2 separate regions of the Homo sapiens genome follow, and region 2 is linked to region 1. Evidence: read pairs that join two places in POLR2A ChIA-PET (ENCODE). Cell type or tissue: PC-3. All regions are shown on one strand. Each heading gives the region's core, and the rest is flanking DNA. Links, peaks and the distances in the headings are about the cores only. Region 1 has its middle 73 kb from the start of MIR492. Region 2 has its middle 43 kb from the start of NDUFA12.

The links. ChIA-PET counts read pairs that join two places held together with the same protein. Peaks named below come from ENCODE experiments on the same cell type or tissue, not always from the same donor. Only the 100,000 strongest peaks of a DNase experiment are listed, where the experiment ranks them.
Region 2: POLR2A ChIA-PET joins it to region 1 with 10 read pairs; 2 of 35 experiments call an interaction of 5 or more read pairs at or near these places.

The regions. Positions count from the first base shown.
Region 1 is chr12:94,759,360-94,763,758 of GRCh38, reverse strand. No RefSeq gene overlaps it. Among named protein-coding and RNA genes, the nearest start is that of MIR492, 73 kb to the left of the region's middle. RefSeq lists an enhancer at 811-870 and a silencer at 1,191-1,240. In PC-3, for the core only: no CTCF peak of the experiment used is centred there; DNase peaks (open chromatin) are centred at 988 and 2,008; H3K27ac peaks cover 2,097 bases.
Region 2 is chr12:94,958,844-94,963,242 of GRCh38, reverse strand. No RefSeq gene overlaps it. Among named protein-coding and RNA genes, the nearest start is that of NDUFA12, 43 kb to the left of the region's middle. RefSeq lists a silencer at 3,140-3,400. In PC-3, for the core only: no CTCF peak of the experiment used is centred there; no DNase peak of the experiment used is centred there.

The DNA of each region.
Region 1 (4,399 bases), core at 283-4,282:
AAAGGAGAAAGCAAGAGCAGTTCTCAAACCAATCCTGCTACGGGGACAAACATGCATGACCAAGCAGGCACACAGCCTGTGCTGTAAACTGCGCTGGAGAGGCCCAAGCTCCCAGCTTTCAGCCGCTTAGACAAACACCTTGCATGAAAGGCTCTCCTGTGGCCTGTGCAGCAGCAGTGTTGTAGCCATAGCATTGAGCTAACTTTACTTAGAGTCACGCAGGCCACAGAATCCTCCATAACGTAAGACTGGAGGGATGGAGGCTGCTGGCGTTGCTGAATTCTCACACCCTGGTCATAAGAAGGCGGAGTGGCCTGTACAGCATTTCCAGCTGATCCATATACAGCAAGTCCTCAAATGATGTCATTTCAATCGGTGTCATTTCATGATCACCTTGATGAGAAAGTCTGTTCCTGGCTGGGGCCCCTGTCTGTGTGGAGTTTGCACATCCTCCCACATCTGCATGGGTTTTCTCCAGGTCTCCCAATTTCCTCCTACATCGCAGAGATGTACATGTTTGGTTAACTGGCATGTGGTCCCAGCCTGAGTGAGAGAGAGAGAGCGTGTGTGTGTGTGTGTGTGTGGCAGGGGTGTGTGTGGTGGGGGTGTGGGTCTGAGTGCACCCTGCTAGGGGATGTATCCTGTCCAGGATGGGTCCCAATGTTGCAGCCTCAGCTGCCGGGACAGGCTCCAGCTACCCTTGACCCTGAAACAGGAATAACTGGGCAAATAATTATCTTCCTTGTGTTTATTAACCTTACTTAAATGTATGTATAGCTCACATGTATTTCAGTGTTTAATATTATAAATGTTTTGGTTTTTATTTAGAAGTTTTGTGATTTTTTTTGTGATCAGAAATATGCCATAAGAACTTAGCTCTTGTTGATCTCAATTAGCCTGTGGCAAAATCAGTTTCACTATATGTTGTTTCACTGAAAGTTGCAGTTTCCTGTTGATGACATGAAGTGAGCCCTTACTGCACTGTCGTGCATTGCTTAACAACAGGGATATGGTCTGAGAAATGTATCGTTAGTCAATTTTGTCATTGTGTAAACATCATAGTGTACTTATACAAACCTAGATGGCATAGCCTACTACACACCTACACTATATGCTGTAGCCTGTTGCTCCTAGGCTAAAAACCAATACAAAGTGTTACCATACTGAATAGGCAGTTGTAACATGGTGGTATTTGTGTATTTACACATATCTAAACAGAAAAGGTACAGTAAAAACACAGTGGGTTATAAAAGATTAAAAATGGCACACCTGTATAGGGCATTTACCATGAAGGGAGTTTATAGGACTGGAAGTTGCCCTGGGTGAATCAGTGAGTGGTAAGTGAATGTGACCACTCACACAAGTGTAAACTTTAAACGCTGTATACTAAGACTACACTATATTCATTTAAAATTTTTTCTTTAATAATAAACCTTAACTTACTGTAACTTTAAAAATAAATTTTAAGAAACTTTTGACACGTTCATAATAACACTTAGGACACAAATATATTGGATAGCTATACAAAAAATAGTTTCTTTATATCCTTATTCTGTAAGCTTTTTTCTATTATTTATATTTTTACTGTTTCAATTTTTTGTTATAAACTAAGACACGAACACACACATTAGCCTTGGCCTACACGGGGTCAGGATCATCAGTTTCACTGTCTTCCACCTCCACGTCTTGTCCCACTGGGAGGTCTTCAGGGGCAATAACACATTTGAAGCTGTCATTTCCTATGATAACAATGCCTTCTTCTGGAATATCTCCTGAAGGACCTGCCTGAAGCTGTTTTACAGTTAACCTCTTTTTTTCATAAGTAGAAGGAGTACACTCTAAAATAACAATAAAAAGTATAGCATAGTAAATACATACACTGGTAACATAGTTGTTTTATTATCAGGTATTATGTACTGTACATAGCTGTATGTGCTACACTTTACACAAATGGAAGAGTAGTAGGTTGGTTTCCACCAGCAACACCACAAACACATGAGTAATGTATTACGCTGCAGCATTATGACGGCTGTGAGTCACTAGAGGAGGATGGGAATTTGTCAGCTCCATTATAATCTTAAGGAGCCACCATTGTTTCTACACAGTCCATTGACTGAAACGTAGTTAAGCAGTGCATAACTGTATTTTGAACACCTATTTTCATCCAAAATAATTTCTAATATCCACTATGCTTATTAACAAACCGTCTGATGTTTATTAAAGATAAAGGCAGCCGAAGCCTTATAATAGCCAATTTTTTTGGAAATACCAATTTTTTGTTAAAGTCTTTCAAATGCTAAGCAACTGCCCCTAGAGTATAAATTAAGACTCATACACCTATATACCATACTGTTTGTGCTGGAGTATTTTAAAGAGAATTAGAGACACTTTTTCGATTTATATGTGTGTGTAGGTGTGTATAAATTGCTTAACACATTTTAATTTATGGTCATTGTGTATGTATTAACAAAAGTGACATCACATGCTATATAATATATAGTTTCATAACCTACCTTTTTCTTTAATAACATAAATATATTTCTAAATCAAAATAACTGTGTTATCAGTTTTAATGACTGCATACTATTCCATTTTATAACATAATTTACTCACAGCTCATTATGAATGGACATTTGTGGTTTTAGTAGCTTTTATTATTATAGGCATCACTAGAAAGATTGTCTTGTACATATTTCTTTGTGTCCATGTTTATTAGGACGCATTCCTAGAAGCAGAATTGCTGAATCATAGGGTCTGCATGTTAGACAAATGTTTTAAATAAGATTTCAAATTACTTTGAAAGAATGTTGCAATCTATACTCCTACCAGCATCTGCTTTCTTAGATACTCTCCCACACTGGAAAGAATTTCAAACTTTTTTGCCCATTTGATAGGTAAAAAAAACGATAACTCATGTTACTCTCACAAGTGAGGTTAGACTTTAAAAAAAGTTTGCAGTCTATTTATCTTTGTATTGTTATTTCAAATATTTGTAGTGTAGGAAAATTAACCTTCTATACATCTCTCGATCCATTGCCAAGTGCCTTAAAATTATTTATTTTTAGATTGGGAAATGTAAAGTCAACTTAAAGCAGTTGAAATCATAACATTTCCTAACTGAAGCTGCAGCTTAAAGTGGGGCAGTGTTTGAACTGTGCCATTTCTGGTCTCCCGCCTCAGTGACCAGAAGGGCATTGGTTTTAGACCCTCCTTTCAGAAGGGATGAATGGTGAGGTGCTCAGGTCCTCTGCATTCAAACCTGCCACAGTAATATTAACACAACACAATATGAAATAGAGGTTACAGTTCTTGAGTTAATTTGGTGGATGTAGACAGCCGAAGAGATAATTTAACCACCAGAGGGATATTTTTTTCAGCAGAATTATCTAGTTTCTTGTCGAGAATCGATTAATGAGAAAATTGCCATGTTTTCAGTTCATTTGCTCATGTGTTTTAAGGAAGTGGTACAAGAGAATAATATTTTCTCCTCCTCCCACTCCTTCCACATTTTAGAATTCATCCTATGGATCCTGGGTCAAGATAGTTCTGAGAGGGGCTTTCCTACATTGTTTAGGCCAGGGGTCTCCAACCCCCACGCTATGAACCGGTACCGATCTGTGGCCTGTTAGGAACCAGGCCACACAGCAGGAGGTGAACGGTGGGCGAGCAAGTGTTACCGCCTGAGTTGTGCCTCCTGTCACATCAGCAGTGGCATTGGAATCTCATAGAAGCGAGGACCCTATTGTGAACTGTGCATGTGAGGGATCTGGGCTACACACTCCTTATGAGAATCTAATTAATGCCTAATAATCTAATAATGATATGATATCTAATAATGATAGAGAACAATTTCATCCTGAAACCATTCCCCTCCCCTCATCTATGTCCCTGGTGCCAAAAAGGTTGAGGACTGCTGGTTTAGTCATGTGAAAAGAGGACCAGCTTCCAAATGTAGGTGACCTTCTGCTGCGTGGCCTCCAAGAATCTTCTCTCTCCTTCTTTTTCCACCTGTCACCTGATGCTCAAAACTCCTTTTAAAAAGATGGGCTCTCTAAATGAAGGATTTTTTTATTTAGAGATAGGGCCTAGAATTAAAATACATTGAAAGGGAAGGAGCTGGGTGCGGTGGCTCATGCCTGTAATCCCACCACTTTGGGAGGCCAAGGTGGGCAGATCATGAGGTCAGGAGATCAAGACCATCCTGGCCAACATGGTGAAACCCCGTCTCTACTAAAAATACAAAAATTAGTCGGGCATGACGGCACGTGCCTGTAGTCCCAGCTACTTGGGAGGCTGAGGCAGGAGAATTGCTTGAACCCGGGAGGTGGAGGCTGCAGTGAGCCAAGATCGTGCCACTGCACTCCAGCCTGGGCGACAGAGCAAGACTCTGTCTCAAAAA
Region 2 (4,399 bases), core at 98-4,097, 200 kb before region 1:
TTAATATAGATCACTATACAAGAATGACTTAGAGACTTTTTAAAAGTTATTTTATGTAATATTCCTTTGAGTTTTACTAGAAACTCAATTTTAAATTATTTACTTAAAACACTTAATGGTTATATTTGAAGACAAAATTAGATATATAGCTATAATATTAGCTTTTATCTTTATAGTGCCCTTCTTTTATTTACAGGAAAATGAAATTTGGTATTTTCAGAGATGTACAGCTGACGTTCCACCTCCTATGATAGATAATTACAAATGATTTAGAAAGATCAAATCCACAGTACATTCCAGACAGCCCTGGATTCTGTAATGTTTTACCTTTGCCAAGACAACTTAGACAAGCTAATGATAGTGGCAGGTTATAAAATTCACTCTTATCACAGATTCAATAAATGTGCCGGGCATTTGGTATTTGTCTGCTCAGCATCAGTTTCTTCCCTTTTGAAAACAGCATCCGCCTTCTTTGGAAAACTTCTCCTTCCCATTCTAGCCCTGCTAACTACAGCACACTGCCTCCTGCCTTCTGACACCATCCTCCTGGCCCTAATAAGTGGCCCTGGAATAAGACATATGTGCGGTCCACACCAAGCTAATCAAATTATTCCCTAGGCTGGCTGGCTTGCTTTTTTTCTCTCTTTCTCTGTCTCTCTTTCTTTTCTTTTTTTTTTTTTTTTTTTATTTGACGGAGTCTCCCTCTGTCACCCAGGCTGAAGTGCGGTGGCGCAATCTCAGCTCACTGCAACCTCCGCCTCCCGGATTCAAGTGATTCTCCTGTCTCAGCCTCCCAAGTAGCTGGGATTACAGACGTGTGCCACCACACCCAGCTAATTTTTGTATTTTTAGTAAAGATGGAGTTTCACCATGTTGCCCAGGCTGGTTTCACCAGCCTTTAGTAGAGATGGGGTTTCATCGTGTTGCCCAGACTGGTCTTGAACTCCTGACCTCAGGTGATCCGCCCGCCTCAACCTCCCCAAGTGCTGAGATGACAGGTGTGAGCCACCATGCCCAGCCTCCCTAGGAAGGAGAGAGAGAGAGAGACTTCCTTTGATTCTATGACTTACTCTGTCCCCTTGAATTTGCTTAATTCCAGCTGAATTTCTCTCATTGGCAGCAAAAACAACCCTGACTAATGCAGTAGGGTATTAGTATTCTTCAGTTGGTTCTTGGCTAAAAATCAATGCTTTCTAAGTTTATGAGATGGGTAATGGATGAGAGTCATTTCCATTCTTGTGAGATATGATTATTAATGTCTTATTTAATACCATGTGGCTTTATTGAGGTAAATGTCATTCATAATTAGATTAAAGGGATTTATTTGACAACCTTCTATGACCTTTGGTTATCTACAAATTAAGTGGTTTTCTCTGGCTAAGGCCATTGCTCCAAAGCTGGGCTTTGATTGAACATTTTGATTTGGGGTCATTTTTATGAGGCTTCCTACAACCCCTTTGCTCTTGCCTCATCTTTACAGCATCCTAACAGCAAGATTAGCTTACAATGGCCAGTTTGGGCCTGACAGTCAGTACCTAGGTCATGTGACTTCTCACCATGTTTCAGTGGATATTTTGCTTCTTCTACTCATGGAACTTGTATCACTTGACATTGATTTCTTTTCAGCTGTTGCTAGGAAACACCATCAGCATCCATTCACCCTTTAGAATTACAGCCAACTCAAGCTCTTCCTGACTTCTCAGTATTGTACAAGCAGAGGCAGTGTCAGAAAATTCCCATCCAATTTTGCCAAGAGTCTCTAGAAGTGGTTGGGGACAGAAGGAGGGTAGGCATTAACTATACAAATCAAATGTCACTTGGGGTCTTCCTGCTCCTTAGATCTAGATAAAATTGACTCAGAAAGCCCCTCTCCCCTTCACAGTTGAAGAAAATCCAACAATCTATCCAAAGCTTCAGGGAGGGGTAGAGCTTATGTTCTTACAGATTAACTTTTGGCTCCTGATTCCCATTTCTTTTTTTTTTTTCTTTTTTTGAGACAGAGTCTCACTTTGTCCCCCAGGCTGGAGTGCAGTGGCGCGATCTTGATTCACTGCAATCTCTGCCTCCCATGTTCAAGCAATTCTCCTGCCTCAGCCTCCCGAGTAACTGGGATTATAGGCGCATGCCACCAGGCCCAGCTAATTTTTGTATGTTTAGTAGAGATGGGGGTTTCACCATATTGGCCAGGCTGGTCTCAAACTCCTGACCTCAAGTGATTTTGCTTTGTTGTTACAGTTTATAATGACCCAGGTAATCAAAGAGTGGAGATGGGGTCACTTAATCTTACACTTTTGGGGCTGTGTTCCAGGCTCTGTGCTGACAACTTTTTGTGTATTATCTCATTTAATTCTCAACAGCCAACCTGTGAGGGAGGTGCTGTTATTGTTCATTTTACAAATGAGCAAACAGAGGCATAGAAAGATAAATGGCTGTTCCCAGGGACATTTAGCTGGTTGATCTGGAATTGAAGCTCCAGTGCATTCTAGAAACTGCTAGAAAGAAACCCAAGCCATGTAATTCAGACATAGGGCTCTCATGAGCCACATGCAGCCCTGGACTGCCCACCTCTGGACTTCTTTCAGGTGGGAGAGAAAGAAGTCTCTCTCTTAAGCCATATTATTTCTCTGAAATAGAAGCAGCTGGGCCAGGCACAGTGGCTCATGCCTGTAATCCCAACACTTTGGGAGGCTAAGGTGGGCAGATAACTTGAGGTCAGGAGTTTGAGACCAGCCTGGCCAACATGGCGAAACCCCGTCTTTACTAAAAATTCAAAAATTAGCCGGGCATGGTGGTGAGCGCCTGTAGTCCCAGCTACTCAGGAGGCTGAGGCAGAAGAATTGCTTGAACCCTGGAGGCGGAGAATGCAGTGAGCAGAGATCGTGCCACTGCACTCCAGCCTGGGTAACAGAGCAAGACTCTGTCTAAAAAAAAAAAAAAAAAAAAAAAAAAAAGCAGCTGAATAGATTTTCTAATGGGTACAAATTTATATTGGGATTAAAAAATAGAATGAAGCCAGGTGCAGTGGTTCATGCCTGAAATTGCAGCACTTTGGGAGGCTGAGGCCGTGGATCACTTGAATTCAGGAGTTTGAGACCAGCCTGGCTAACATGGTGAAACCCCATCTCTCCTAAAAATACAAACATTAGCTGGGTGTGGTGGTGGGCACCTGTAATCCCAGCTACTGGAGAGATGGTGCCACGGCACTCCAGCACTCCAGCCGGGGCATCAGAGAGAGACTTTTGTCTTAAAAAAAATGAGTCACCAATGTTTAAAATCTGGGAGACTATACATAAGAATCTAGATTTCTGCTTATTCTTGAAAAATTTAAAAAAAAAAACAAAAAACCAAACCTGTCAACATGGGGCCCTTCGCAACAATCCACTACAGCTCAGCATCTAGTGGATAGCTCATTTAAGCTAATTGCAGGCTTTCAGTTTGTTTCGCCTCCTTTTTTTGTCACTTTCTGTCCCTCAAGCTAGCAGGGTGGTTAACAAGAAGAGGAAGGGGTGCTGCCGAGATGGAAGATTGATGAGTCCACGCCTTCCTCCCTACCTGGGAAAAGCCCCGTGAATGGGACCTCTGTGTTTCTAGACTCACGAGGCTGTTGAGAAGGTGTTTCCTTGTCTCTTTGCTCAGGACTGAAGAGGAGGGAAGTCGTCTCTAACAGGGCTGCAGCACGGCGGCAGTGGTGATGGTGGCCACTAATGAGGGTTGTGTGGGGGTGGCAACGCTGGAGAAGGTGACTGAGACAGGGTGAAGGTCAAGGAGCCCCTGAGGTTCAGCAGGGATGGCATTCCTTCCGAGACAAGCTGTGGCCCCACCTGGGGAGGCTGGAGGGATCTAGAGATCAATGAAAAGATAAATTCCTCAAGGGGTAGAGGCTGGAGGTGGCTGACCCCTTAGAAGGGTCTGAGAGTCTAGACTCTTAAGATGCCCCTCCTGAGAGCAAGAAAACGCCATCTCCAGATCTGGAAGCACTAAAATGCCTCCTGCGGACTGTCCCTTCTAGTGACTGGAAAGAGGATAGCCTGGAACAGGATCTCATTTAGATGTTAGCTAGATGGAATGAAGGGAACTGGGGGTTGGCCTCTGGATTCCTGAGTTTCCTTCACTGCTCTAATTGGTGCTGTGTTTATTCATTCATTCATTTTTCCGTGCGCATATCCTTTTACTCCCCTACATCAATCCACAGATGACTGTCGCTGCTGACAGAAAGAATGCCATTTTTTTTTTAAGAGATGGTCTTATTCTGCTACCCAGGCTGGAGTGCAGTTGCACGATCATGGCCCACTGTGTCCTGGGCTCAAGTGATCCTCCCACCTAAGCCTCCTGAGTAGCTGGGACTACAGGTGCACACCACCATACCCAGCTAATTTTTAAAGTTTTCAGTAGAGATGGA